Linked DNA regions of Mus musculus: region 1 is linked to region 2. The links are chromatin contacts, found by POLR2A ChIA-PET in ENCODE. All regions are on one chromosome and are shown on one strand. The core of a region is the stretch at or near the end of the contact, and the rest is flanking DNA. Distances in the headings are between cores, read along the strand shown.

Evidence for each region. ChIA-PET counts read pairs that join two places held with the same protein, here RNA polymerase II (POLR2A).
Region 1: POLR2A ChIA-PET joins it to region 2 with 14 read pairs in embryonic stem cell. The contact joins the enhancer-like site here to the promoter of A330035P11Rik in region 2. POLR2A ChIA-PET finds 5 or more read pairs at or near these places in 4 of 5 experiments (Patski and embryonic stem cell).

The regions. Positions count from the first base shown.
Region 1 is chr14:121,928,411-121,934,059 of GRCm38, forward strand. All of the region lies in intron 4 of Ubac2 (ubiquitin associated domain containing 2), which reads left to right. It overlaps Gm46485 (a long non-coding RNA gene), which reads left to right. Exons shown (of 2, transcript XR_001781471.2): 2 at 1-5,649. Among named protein-coding and RNA genes, the nearest start is that of Gpr18, 15 kb to the left of the region's middle. Within about 2 kb of position 3,326, at least 1 of the 3 ENCODE cell types and tissues checked has a DNase peak (open chromatin) inside an H3K27ac peak, as active enhancers do.
Region 2 is chr14:122,103,306-122,109,007 of GRCm38, forward strand. It overlaps A330035P11Rik (RIKEN cDNA A330035P11 gene), which reads right to left and starts at 3,669. Exons shown (of 4, transcript NR_015586.3): 1 at 2,479-3,669; 2 at 1,627-2,136. It overlaps Tm9sf2 (transmembrane 9 superfamily member 2), which reads left to right and starts at 3,777. Exons shown (of 17, transcript NM_080556.3): 1 at 3,777-4,130. The coding sequence starts at 3,963.

The DNA of each region.
Region 1 (5,649 bases), core at 2,076-4,575, 180 kb before region 2:
GTCAGAAGTTCACTGAATTTGAATAAACACCTAGATATTCTTACCTAGGTTTATTAGATGGTGTAAGTTTGCATATTAGTGATAAATTAGTAACCTAAAGTGGCAGTTTTTAAGCTCTGCCTGTAGTCACACCTGGAGCCACTAGATGGCGGTATTGGAACTTGGTAAAACCTGTAATTCTACTTAAAATTGTTATTAAATGAGGCTTGAGTGTTATTAAAAGAGCTGAAATGTTACTAAGTGATAACATATTCTTTCAGTAAAACTGGTAAGAGGGTGGCTGGGAGCATCCAGAACCAGCTTTGACAGTTGTCTTCCTGTCTCTGAAGCTCCTAGGCCCAAGTGAGAGTTACGAATTACTATTATCTACTCGCATTTATTTTTTCCTAAACAGTACAGTAAAGCGTATTTCAAACCATAGGAACACTTTTTGTGTGTGAATCCCCACCTCATTCCCTTGTGACAGAGTCTTTCACAGAACCTGCATGTAAACTGGCAGCCATCAGGACCCAGAGGTCCTCCTGTCTGTTTTGCACAGTGCTGGGTGATGGGTATGCAGAGCCACCCCCAGCTTGTACGTGACGGCTGGAGATTTGAATTCTGGTCCTGTTGTTTGTGCATCTAGCACTGTTACCCACTGAGCCTATTCCTGAGCTCCAAACATCACATTTAACTGTGTAGCAAGTTGTCATGCAGGGCAGCCTGGCTCTAATACGGAACTTAAGGAAGAATTCTTACCGATATCTGAAAGTTAAGGAAAGGGGAAGGCGGGTTGTTCTTTTTTTGTAAGGGGATTTAGTGATCCTGTTGAATAACTGTTTTGTGTGAGCCACAAACCGTATTTTTATCAGAATTGTTGGGTAAATGTTGATAGGAAAGTAGTCCTACTATGTAGTGGATATGAATGCCACTACCCTACAGCACACGCTTTAGCAGTTGTCTTCCCATGTCGTGTCTGTGGCTAGTATTGAGTGCAGATAAGGTGGAAGCTCAGTCCTTATCTTGTCATTCCTTCGACAAATGGTGTAGTTGTCAACAATAAGTAAATATTCTCAGAGCTCAGAGGAAGGAAGTAGGAAACTACGCGTTGGGGGACTTGATGGCTGGCGGTGCAAATGTGCACGTGAGTTCTAAGGAAGGATAAAAATAAGGAACAGGAAGTTGATTCATGAAAGTGATTTTTATTCCACTGCGTGCTTTAACTGAGAAAACAACCTAGAAGATGTGCTAATGTTTTATGGTGAATTGGTCTTTGAAAAGTGAGTTCTAATCAGTTTTTAGAACTGCTCCAGGGTGAGGAGGGGCCCATCTCCGTGTTCTGTGCATTGCAGTTATTCAAGCACACGTGTGGAGGCCAGAAGAGGGCATCATGTCCTCTGGAACTAGAGTTGTAGACAGTTGTGAGCCACTGTGTGGATACTGAGAACAGAACCCAGGTTCTCTGAAAGAGCAGCCAGTGGTCTTAACCACTGAGCCATCTCTTCAGTCCGTGGATCATATCTATGTAAAAAAAAAAAACCAATCTATCTATCTATCTATCTATCTATCAGTATATATGGATATACAGATATATAGATACAGATATCTACACACACACACACGCACATACACACACACACACATTATAATGCTGTATTTGTTGTGTCCATGTTTTAATTTATATCTCCCTAATCCAGTGCTGTATTGAGCTGCTCCTCCGACCCCAACCACTAGAGAGGGTTTCCCTGTGTAGTCTAGCTGGCTGTCCTGGACTTGCTTTGTAGACTAGGTACAGAAATCCACCTGCCTCTGTCTTCTAGGTGCTGGGATTAAAGGCGTGTGCCATCAGGCCTGGCATTGGCTGCTTTTTATGTGCTCAGCTGCTGTTCGTGTATTTTCAAGTCTCTCCGTGCACCTGTACTTAGATTTGTGACTTTCTTATTATTATAAGAGTTCTTTGAGAGTTCTTTGTATTCTCATACCAGTTCTTTAGGTGTGCATTTAGCAGATACTTCCCCAAGTTTATCTCTGTTGATTTTTATAATAGTGACCTTTGAAGAGTGTAGTTAAATACTCTAATGAAATAAAATCTACCAGTTTATAAATAGCCTATGCTGTGTACTCTTTGGAAAAATCTTCCTATGTTGTGCGTATTTGAGAAATCTCTGACCTATGTAGGTTTCTTCTAGAAATTTTATTTTAGGTTTGCCATTTGGGTTTATGCTCTATTTTGAATTTTTAATATATGGTTCAAAGTAGAGCTGTCTTCCTCACTCAGCACCTTCTGTGTGACAAGGTAAAGCCTCACCTGCCCCTGGAAAGCCCCGTTTTTGCTGCCCCCCCAGTTGCTACTTCTTCAACACGATCCTGACTTAATACCCCAGTTTAGTTTGTCAGTTTGAGCCACACATAGTGAAGCACAGGCTGTGTCTGGTTTGTTTCTGTCCTTTGTTTAGCTGTTTCCTTGGTGCCCAATGTAGCTCTAGTCAGTCTCGTCGTTAGTAGTGTAGTATTGTGGCAAGTCAAGACACCACACTCCTCCAGTTTCTATGGCCCCCTGTACCTCTTGTGCTGTGGACAGACACATGCTTCTGTTTGGTGATGTCTGGAGTTGGAATCTGAGTTGAAGGGTATCGTGCTTAGCTGTTGAAGATTGCTGCCATATCTTTTGTTGGTCAGGAATTTCAGAGCAAAGTATTGATCCTGTTCCTGTCAGCAGGGACTAGAGTTACCTGAAGACTCATTTTCCAGAGTGACTCACTCTTGTGGCTGTGGGTAGGAAGCCTTGGTTCCTCTTCTTGGAGTTGTAGGAGTATCCTTTTGACAGGGTAGCTCACCTCCAAGAGTGTCAGAGTCCTTTTCGTTTTACTCATTGTCGGGCTAAGGGACACACCACGTACCATAATTGTAGTCCACATTTTTTTACTGACCAAGAGACTGAGCTCTTCTGCTGTTGGCTTGTTGTTTATTTAAGTAAATATTTTGGCTGTCTCAGTGTTAACTGTAACTAGCTCTCTTTTAACTACCCAACTGTACATTTTTCTTGGTGTCTTGTTTTTTGTTTCATAGCCATGGTGATTTATCTTCCTGTAACACTGAGGAATAACTTCCAGTTTCCCCCCAAGATTTCATTGCTTTGTAGAATTTGTTTCTTTTGAATTCTTTCTACTTGCTGTTTTCTGATTTTGATATTAGGGGTTTTGCATAACCGGAGCCTTCGGCTGTTCATATTTAAGATCTAGTTAGAAAGTGGAGTGACAGGGATGGAGAAATGGGTCCACTGGGAAAGTGCTTGCTTTGTAAGCGCCACATGCAAATCTGGGTGTGGATCATGCACCTGTGATGCAGGAGGATCCCCAGCTCCTCCCACCCCTTCCTGGACATGGGTGGAGGGAAGTTCCCACCCTCTACTGTCTTGGTCTTTCTGGCTCCCTCTGAGGCTGTCTAGGGTTCTGCCCTAAGGACCCTGGCAGCACAATTCAGAAGCTGTGGAAAGGGGCAGACTGTGTGGGAGAAGCCACTTCTTACACAAAGGAAATCCCAGGGGCTTAGGAGCTCTCTGCTAGGAACATGGCACAAAGACTAAAAAGAATTTGCTTATTCCACCACAGTCTGTCAGTAGGCAGAGAGATGAGAGCCATCTCTCGTTTCTGGCTGCCTCTTATGGTCCCAGAAGACACTGGTCCTGCAGGGCCTCTGGGTAGTTTGAGTGTTAATCTAGGAGCTTTTCCAGCTCAGCAAAACTGGTCTGCTGTTATTCTCACAGGCTTGAGTCTCAGTCGTGAATTGACACTATGGTTACTGTAGTTGTTAGTGTCTAAGCCCTAATACCCAGTATGCCCTCTCCTCCTTAGCAATTAAACAGGTATTGGGGAAAAGCTGCAGAGGGAGATTAGTCCAGTGTGCTGCTTTAGGGGGAGGAATAACTAGGAACAAGGCAGTCTGGGTATTGCACTGAGCTTTAGGCTTAATCCGAGGCAGGAGACTGATGTCGGAGAGCAGTCTTGCACACTGCTGTCACACCCAGCACCACTCTCTGGGCTTCAGGCTCCTGCAAGGACATGTAGCAGGTTGTCAGCACCGTGTAACCATCTTCCTGGCAGACAAGTTCTTTCTCTGGCTGGCACGGCTGCCTTATCCTCCTGGCATGAGGTTCCTGGGGATTTGTAGTTCTTTGGGGTACATTATTTCAATACTCTGATAGCTGGAGGGAGGTGTGCAGTTGTCCACTTGAACTGTTTTCATTGCTGCAAGACCAGTTACTGATTTCCAGTCAGGAAAATTTTATTATTCGCGGCTCTTTGTCGTTGTGTGTGCCTTTCGAGAAGCCCTCTCCATGTCATTCTCGAGAGTTGGGGGAAACGGACAGATAAGGCCGTGAGTGCAAGGCTTCTTCTTACCTGGCTGTATTGTTTTCCACTGTGGTTAAGAACACTGGCAATTGTAAAATCAGTTTTCTCTCCATTGACAAGATTACTTCCAAAGTACTCAGAATTTTTATTCAAGGTCATTTTGTCAGTGATGAGAGGACAGAGGTTCAGTTCCGTGCTGCTGCCTTCATCAGGCTCAGGAGCCCCCTTGGACTTGTAGAGCCTCTGCTCAGAACAAAACAGGATTCATGGCTTGGAGGCTGAAAAGAATCCCAGGACCAGTTTACACAGTGAGTTATGGCTGACATTTTTGTTAAAGATATTTTAATACAGGCTTCCATGAGGCTTAAGAGAGACGCCCTCAGAAGAGGGAGAGTAGGGAAGTCAGCGTTAAAGAGAGGAATGGGCAGAGCGAGCGCTGTTTGGTGGGAAGGAGCACACACTTAAGTAGCCCTTCAGGAGTGAGGGTTACTAGGAGACAGGGCTTGGGAATCATGGCTGGACCTTCAGGTGGGAAAGCATTTCCTCAAGGGAAAGTGTTTTCCCTTTGAGTCTGGAGCAGAGGTTTGTTGAGGGATGCAGGTCACAGGAAGGGTGAAGAGAGAAAGCTGCTGTGAGGGGTGCATGGGGGTCTGGGGGAAGAGCGTCTCGAGAGAATATCCCTCCCTCTGCCCCCACCCCCCAAATGGGGAAGGTCTGACTTTTACACGTTCTTTTGCATGGTGTGATTTAGACAGGTGTAGCCTGCTTACGAGAACAGGAGCCAGGGACTGCTTAGGACCATGAATTAGAGCTGTAAAACCGCAGCTCAGAACAGCTTCTCACAGAGGATCCAAATTAAAGGGGTAGGCTGTGATCTAAGCGGAGACTACCTGAGTGGGCAGGTCTTAGCTCCTCTAGGGAGAGGTATAATTGTCTGGTTCTCAGGTTGTGTCTCAAAGGGTCGCCAAGAAACCTTTCCTCTTCCTCTTCCTCTTCCAGTAAGAAAGATAAACAAGGTGGCTGCAGAGGTGCTGTGGATAGAACTGCTGCTGCAGTCCAGCCAGCAGCCGTCCGCTTGCTCGCTCTGGTTCCTAGAAAGTCAGGAGGGAGGAGAGCCTGAGACACTGTTGCTGGGATCCTGCCCCAGTGCTGGCACCGACACTGTCTTCCTCCACAAACCTGTGTCCTGGGTCCTTTGTGCTTCACACAGCTTCCTTCAGCAGCAGTCCTGCTTAGCCACACTGGCATGGAGACTCATGCCTCATGTGCTTCTGTCTGTTTTACACAACCTGGAGTCACTGGGGAAGACTGCTCCCAT
Region 2 (5,702 bases), core at 2,419-4,918:
GGGGTCTGTAATTAATTAACAATTACTAATTAACAAACTGACAGAAAAAGATATTTATTCATGTTTTTATGTGTATGGGGCTTCACAGAAAAGAAATGAAAACCAAAAGAAGCCATTGTTCTTTCAGGGACATTTCCTGTTTTAACAGCAGCCATGCATTGTATAGAGGTGACTAGTTTAAACAGGTTTTGATCCACAGGCAGTACAGTGGGGCAGCAATGAGGAAATGTGTGGTAGATTAGAGTTGATTGCTACAGTTTATCATATATATATATATATATATATATATATATATATTTTAGTATTGTTTCAAGTCTTTTTAGTTGGTGGGGTGGGTGCTTCTGATTCAAATAATCATGGACCTAACACATGCTAGGTCAACACTATACACTAAGACTCCCTCCTTTTTTTTTAAACTTCTTGAGACAGTTTCATTACGTTTCCCAAGCTGTTCTCAGACTCAGGGATCTGCACCTTAGGCAGGTCTTCAACTTGTGATCCTTGTCTCAACCTCCCAAGGAGATGGGGTTGCAGGCCTCGCCCAGCAGGCTCTCCCCCTACTTCTATAAAGGCAAATCTCTATTCTGCTTAGACACAAAAGAGGACCATCTTGTGCACACTAGTTTTCTGCTGCCTTTAACGCAGTGTTGTCTTTTATGCCCAAATGGAATATTTTGGGTATGATATTCTGACCTGTCATTGATGATATACTATCAGGAAATGAAGATCTAGATTTTTTTTCCCCTTCTAAAGAAAATCTCAAAGACTCTTTCATTTACAGGCACATAGCTAGTAAAATCAATGCACGTTCTTTTCAAGTATAAGGCACTTTCCTATCAGTTTACCCTCCACCCATGTGTAGGATGGCCAAGTAATATACTTGTATTTCCTGTGTATTATTTGATTGAGCATCTGAAATTAAAACATTAATGGGTACCTGTATATTTGTTAAATCTGGCCATCTCATTCATATAGTGTGAGAAATTCAGAAAAACAGACATCTAAATTATTTCAGCAGAAAAGTGTGTGTGGGGGGGGGAGAATTTTCGATTTTAACTGTGGCAAATCATACATAATAAAATTTATCATCTTAACCATTTTGAGTATAAAGGTCAGCGTATATTGAATTGTTCATTGCTCATCTGACCGTTTTCGTCATCCATATCCATGGTTAACAAAAAAAACAAAACAAAAATCAAACCAAACCAAAGAAGCCCTTTTCGCTGGGCAGTGGTGGCGCACGCCTTTAATCCCAGCACTTGGGAGGCAGAGGCAGGTGGATTACTGAGTTCGAGGCCATCCTGGTCTACAGCGTGAGTTCCAGGACAGCCAGGTTTCTCTACCCTGTTGGAAAAAAAAACAAACAAAAAAGCCCTCTCTTTCCTCAGCTTCTCCGAATTGTCAAATGCCGTGTGGAACATAGAAAAAAAACATATTCCTCAGGTTTTGCTCCAGTCAGAGTTATCAGTAGTCTGAAAAAAGTTGCGTTTTTCCCTTTAATCTAGTCGGGAAGAGCCTCACCAACCAGGAGCTGGCTACCCAGAGTTGGAAAGCTTCGCCCCGCCCCCGCCCACCCCGCCCCCTCCCGCCATCAGGTAACCTAGGGAACCGCAGGTGAGGCGTTACCCAGAAGAGGCCGGATCCGGAAGTAGGGGTCGCCCCGCCCACCAGCCAAGAAGCGGCCCAGCACGGTGACGTGTCGTTGTAGGAGTTGGCTTTACTCGCCGTGCGTACACCCAGTTGGAGCTCTGAGCGAGTCAGCTGTCTGGAATCCCGATGTCGTTTTCATTCTCAAAGACTCCAGTTGTCCGGGTTTTTAATTTACTTTACCCAGAGTGTTGAGGCTGTCAGGTCTCGGGGCAGGAAGCACCAGGTCACCGTGGGTTCATCACTGAGTATCCCAGGCCATCCTGGGAAGTGATTCTCGGTCTTAAGCTTGTGGTGGTCTGTGAAAGCGAGCGGGAAACCCTGGGAACCCTCAGGCGTTAGCACCGCAAGTCTGCGACCCTAAATTCAGGTCTAGAACCTGTGTCCTCCGGCGACCAGGGCCGAGCGAGCACTTCTAGTTTGCTTCGCCTTCGTCTCTCCAGGCCCTGCTGTAGAGTTGGAAGATGCAGAGACCAGGCCCCTGCAGCCCTGGGAAGTGAGACAGTGAACAATAAACACGATCGTTTCCGAAATTGGTAGACACCGAGGAGCAGCGGTGGAAATGGGGGACACCTACATTCTACATTATCCCTCTTAGCACAAGTAGAAGCTGGGGAGACCTACAGAGTGGCCTAGCGTGGTAGGTAGGAGCCTAGAGACCACCAAAAGAACTCAGTGGCACAGCGAGCAGCATGCCAGCTATGGACAGTGAGATTGTCACAGGTAGAAAAAAGTAGTAATGGCAAGGTTGGAGCGGGAGCTACGGCAGTGAAGGTCTAGTTTGGTATTATCAGAAAAATAGGTAAGGTGTGTGGGGGGTGTTAATCCTACCTCTTTATATTTGGAGACAGCTGCTTCCTTTTTCGACAAAGGGCGTTGTCTTGACTTAGCCCAAAGTTCAGTATGTGCATGTATTTGAGATGGTGTGCGCTGATGGACACGCCTCCTTTTGTTATAAAAGTGGTCAGGACCGCCTGGGACAACTACTATATCACCTATTTTTTTGTGATATAGTATTTTTTAACTTAATCTTTACCACTCTTTGAGAGGGTGAGCACCCTTGTCTTCTCTTCTAACTTTCATTTCTCCAGTGATGAACCCATGCCCAGAGGCACATCGCTAGATCACAATGTTCCAAAGCCAGGACGCTCAGCCAGTACAAATTACCTTTGATGTTAAAGCTCTTTTTAGGTATGTCAGTAGTTCTTTCTGTAGGTGCTAGAGCCATTGAAAATCTGGTTAGTTGTAAACTTTGGGGAAGGGAGCAATATATGAGCACACAGAAAAAATTTAATAGCATGAGACTACAAACTTTTTTGAATTTACCTATTTTCTGAATTTGCCTTTTCTTGAATTTGGGGGTTACAGTCATCCAGGACTGTGTTTTATATTCTAAGATGATGCACTTGGGGAAGAATTCGGTTGAAGTCTAAAACTCCATGGGCTTTTTATGCTAAACTTTTCTCCTCCTTGAGCATAATGCTTGCGCACTAACACAGAGACATAACCATTTCCCATTATCAATGGGAAAAGCTATGCACCTTGTCGAAGAGTAATAATGCCGTAATAGTCTTCCTTAACACGACTGCTTTGCTTAACTAAGCCCCGGTATCTTCATTGCAACCTGCCATTGCTACTTTATATTTACTACCCTCTCTCATCTATCTCATTTCGACTTTCTGAAAGATATGTTTGTTGTGTGCACACTTCTCCCACACAAGAATGTCCCAGCATTTCCGATGCTTAGGAATTATTCTTGCAAATAACCTCTAAGAGCTGTTTAAAGATTTACGAACCGCTCTTTCCATTTGTTCCCTTACCCTGGCCCCAACTAGGTAACCCCTGAGCTCTGCCTCATCGACCAACTCGGTCTCCATCAGAAAGTACTTGGTTCATCAGTCCTGAGCGGACTGACGGGTATGAGGTGACAGAGGGCAGAGAAGAGGTGCGCCCGAGAAGCGCGGCGCTCTGGAGCGCCACGGTGGAACCTGGAACCCGACTGTGGGTGCCGGAAGCGCGCAGGCGGAAGTCACCCAGATCCCGGAACGCGGATCTCTTGGCCGCCCCGCCCGGAAAGAGCCCGCTGCGCTTGCGGCGCCGGCACTGAGCATGTGCGTGCGGCCCCGCGCATGCTCCGTGGAGGCCCGCTTCGGTTTCTGTCGCGGGGCCCGCGGTGTCTCCTAGCGTAACCGGAACTAGCCGTTGCGGGCCGGCCTTCTCTGCGCTCGGGCCTTGAGGTGATCTCCGAGCGCCCCGGACCCCTCCTTCCTCGCCGTCCCCCTCGGCTCGGCCGCTCGCCTCTCACAGCCGCCGGCATGAGCTCCAGGCCGCCAGCGTCGCCGCCAGCGCAAGGCTCCAGGTTGCTGCTGCTGTCGCTGCTCCTGCTAGGGACGGTCCCAGGCCCGCGCCCGGGAAGCGCCTTCTACCTGCCCGGCCTGGCGCCGGTCAACTTCTGCGCCGAAGAGAAGAGCAACGAGTGCAAGGTGGGGGAGGCCTGTCGGGCTGCGCGCCGCGGTGGGAGCGGGGTCTAGGAGCGGGGTCAAGGAGCGGGAAGGGGCGTAGCTGTGGGTGGGGTCGCATTTCGAGCCGCGACGGGACGGGGGCCTGCGGACCCCGGGTGGTCCCCGCGGGCTCGTCGCTGCAGCTCGGGGCGCTTTGCCCGGACCCCGGCGGCTTGCGGAGCGCCCTTGGACTGGCCTGCACGCAGGTACGCGGTGACCCGATGCCCACACGGGGCGCTCCCAGCCGAGCGACAACTTCCAGTAACTTAATTTCGTAGCTCACTGTTTTATTGCACTTTCCTAGAACTCCTGGTCATGACGGCTTATTCTCTCTAGGACTTTGATACCGAACTTCAAGAATACTAGTTGATCATTTAACCTGTGGATTGTGACGCATTCTAACCCTCCTTGAAAACCGCGTTAATAAAGACTAGTTGTAGTTAAGTTTAGTCCCTGGCCTTTAAATTTTTTTTTAAGCTATAAAATTTTTAAGAGACCCCCAAATGGGTTTCTCCGCGATGGCTTTAAACACTTAAAAAGCAGCAGAGAGCGGGAGAAAGAACCTGCCTTGAAAATGTTGGTTTCGTAGGCCATCCGCCCACACGTTTTTCAGTTTACCAGCTGAAAGCAGCTTTTAGGTATCAGGTGTAGAGCATCACAATACACCATTATTTCGTAAAGTTACTAAAACTTAACCATTTGGAGGATCCAGGGCCTCTCAGAAACCGTTAATTTTAATACTTCAAATAATGGTTAAGAAAACGTTTACACTTTTTATTTACTAAAATTTTAAGCTGGTGTTTATTTTATGACTCTTAGCTATACCACAGTTGTGAATTTTGAGGTTGTTTTAGAGTATTAGGGAGGCTATTAAAGTTTTCATGGCATTTTGCAGCTTCTCTTTAGGTTTGTGGGCTATCCTGTGTGGCGTTAACATGGTCACTACAGTTTTAGAAAGAAACAAACGTGTATCTATGACACGTAAGTCGTAGAGGGTTCAATAATGCCTACCAATCGGTAAGATTCACCCAGGCACACAGTCCATTAACTGTGGTACCCGGAAAAGCAGGAACTTCTGCCTCCTTCTAGAGAGTTCTGACCTAAAGTGAGATCCAGTCTTACAGGCACACTGAATTTTTCTGTTAAATATTTCAGAAGCCAACCTTTATAAACAAGTACTTGGTCTGTAAATGAACAGTGAATGTGTGTTGTATTCGTAATTTCTTAGAGAAATACATTCCTGGCTCCTCCATCAGCCACTGGAGAACAGAGGCTTATTAATAAAATCTGATGTTACGAAAGGTATGGTCCACATACCTAGAGAGCATAGATGAGGAAATGTTTGTGGATTAGAGTCTTCTGGAGAAGCAGCAGAGATGTGACACTGGACACGGACTTTAGAGAGAAGTGTGAGTGGATTTGTGGGTGATTTGTGTTGTCTCACAAGGTCTTTAAGTGTCCTTTTGAAGTTTCTGATCCTTTGAGGGTTTGACTTAGATAGGTGTGGGGATGAAACAGGCAAGACAGATCATATTCTGGATGTTGGCTTGCTGT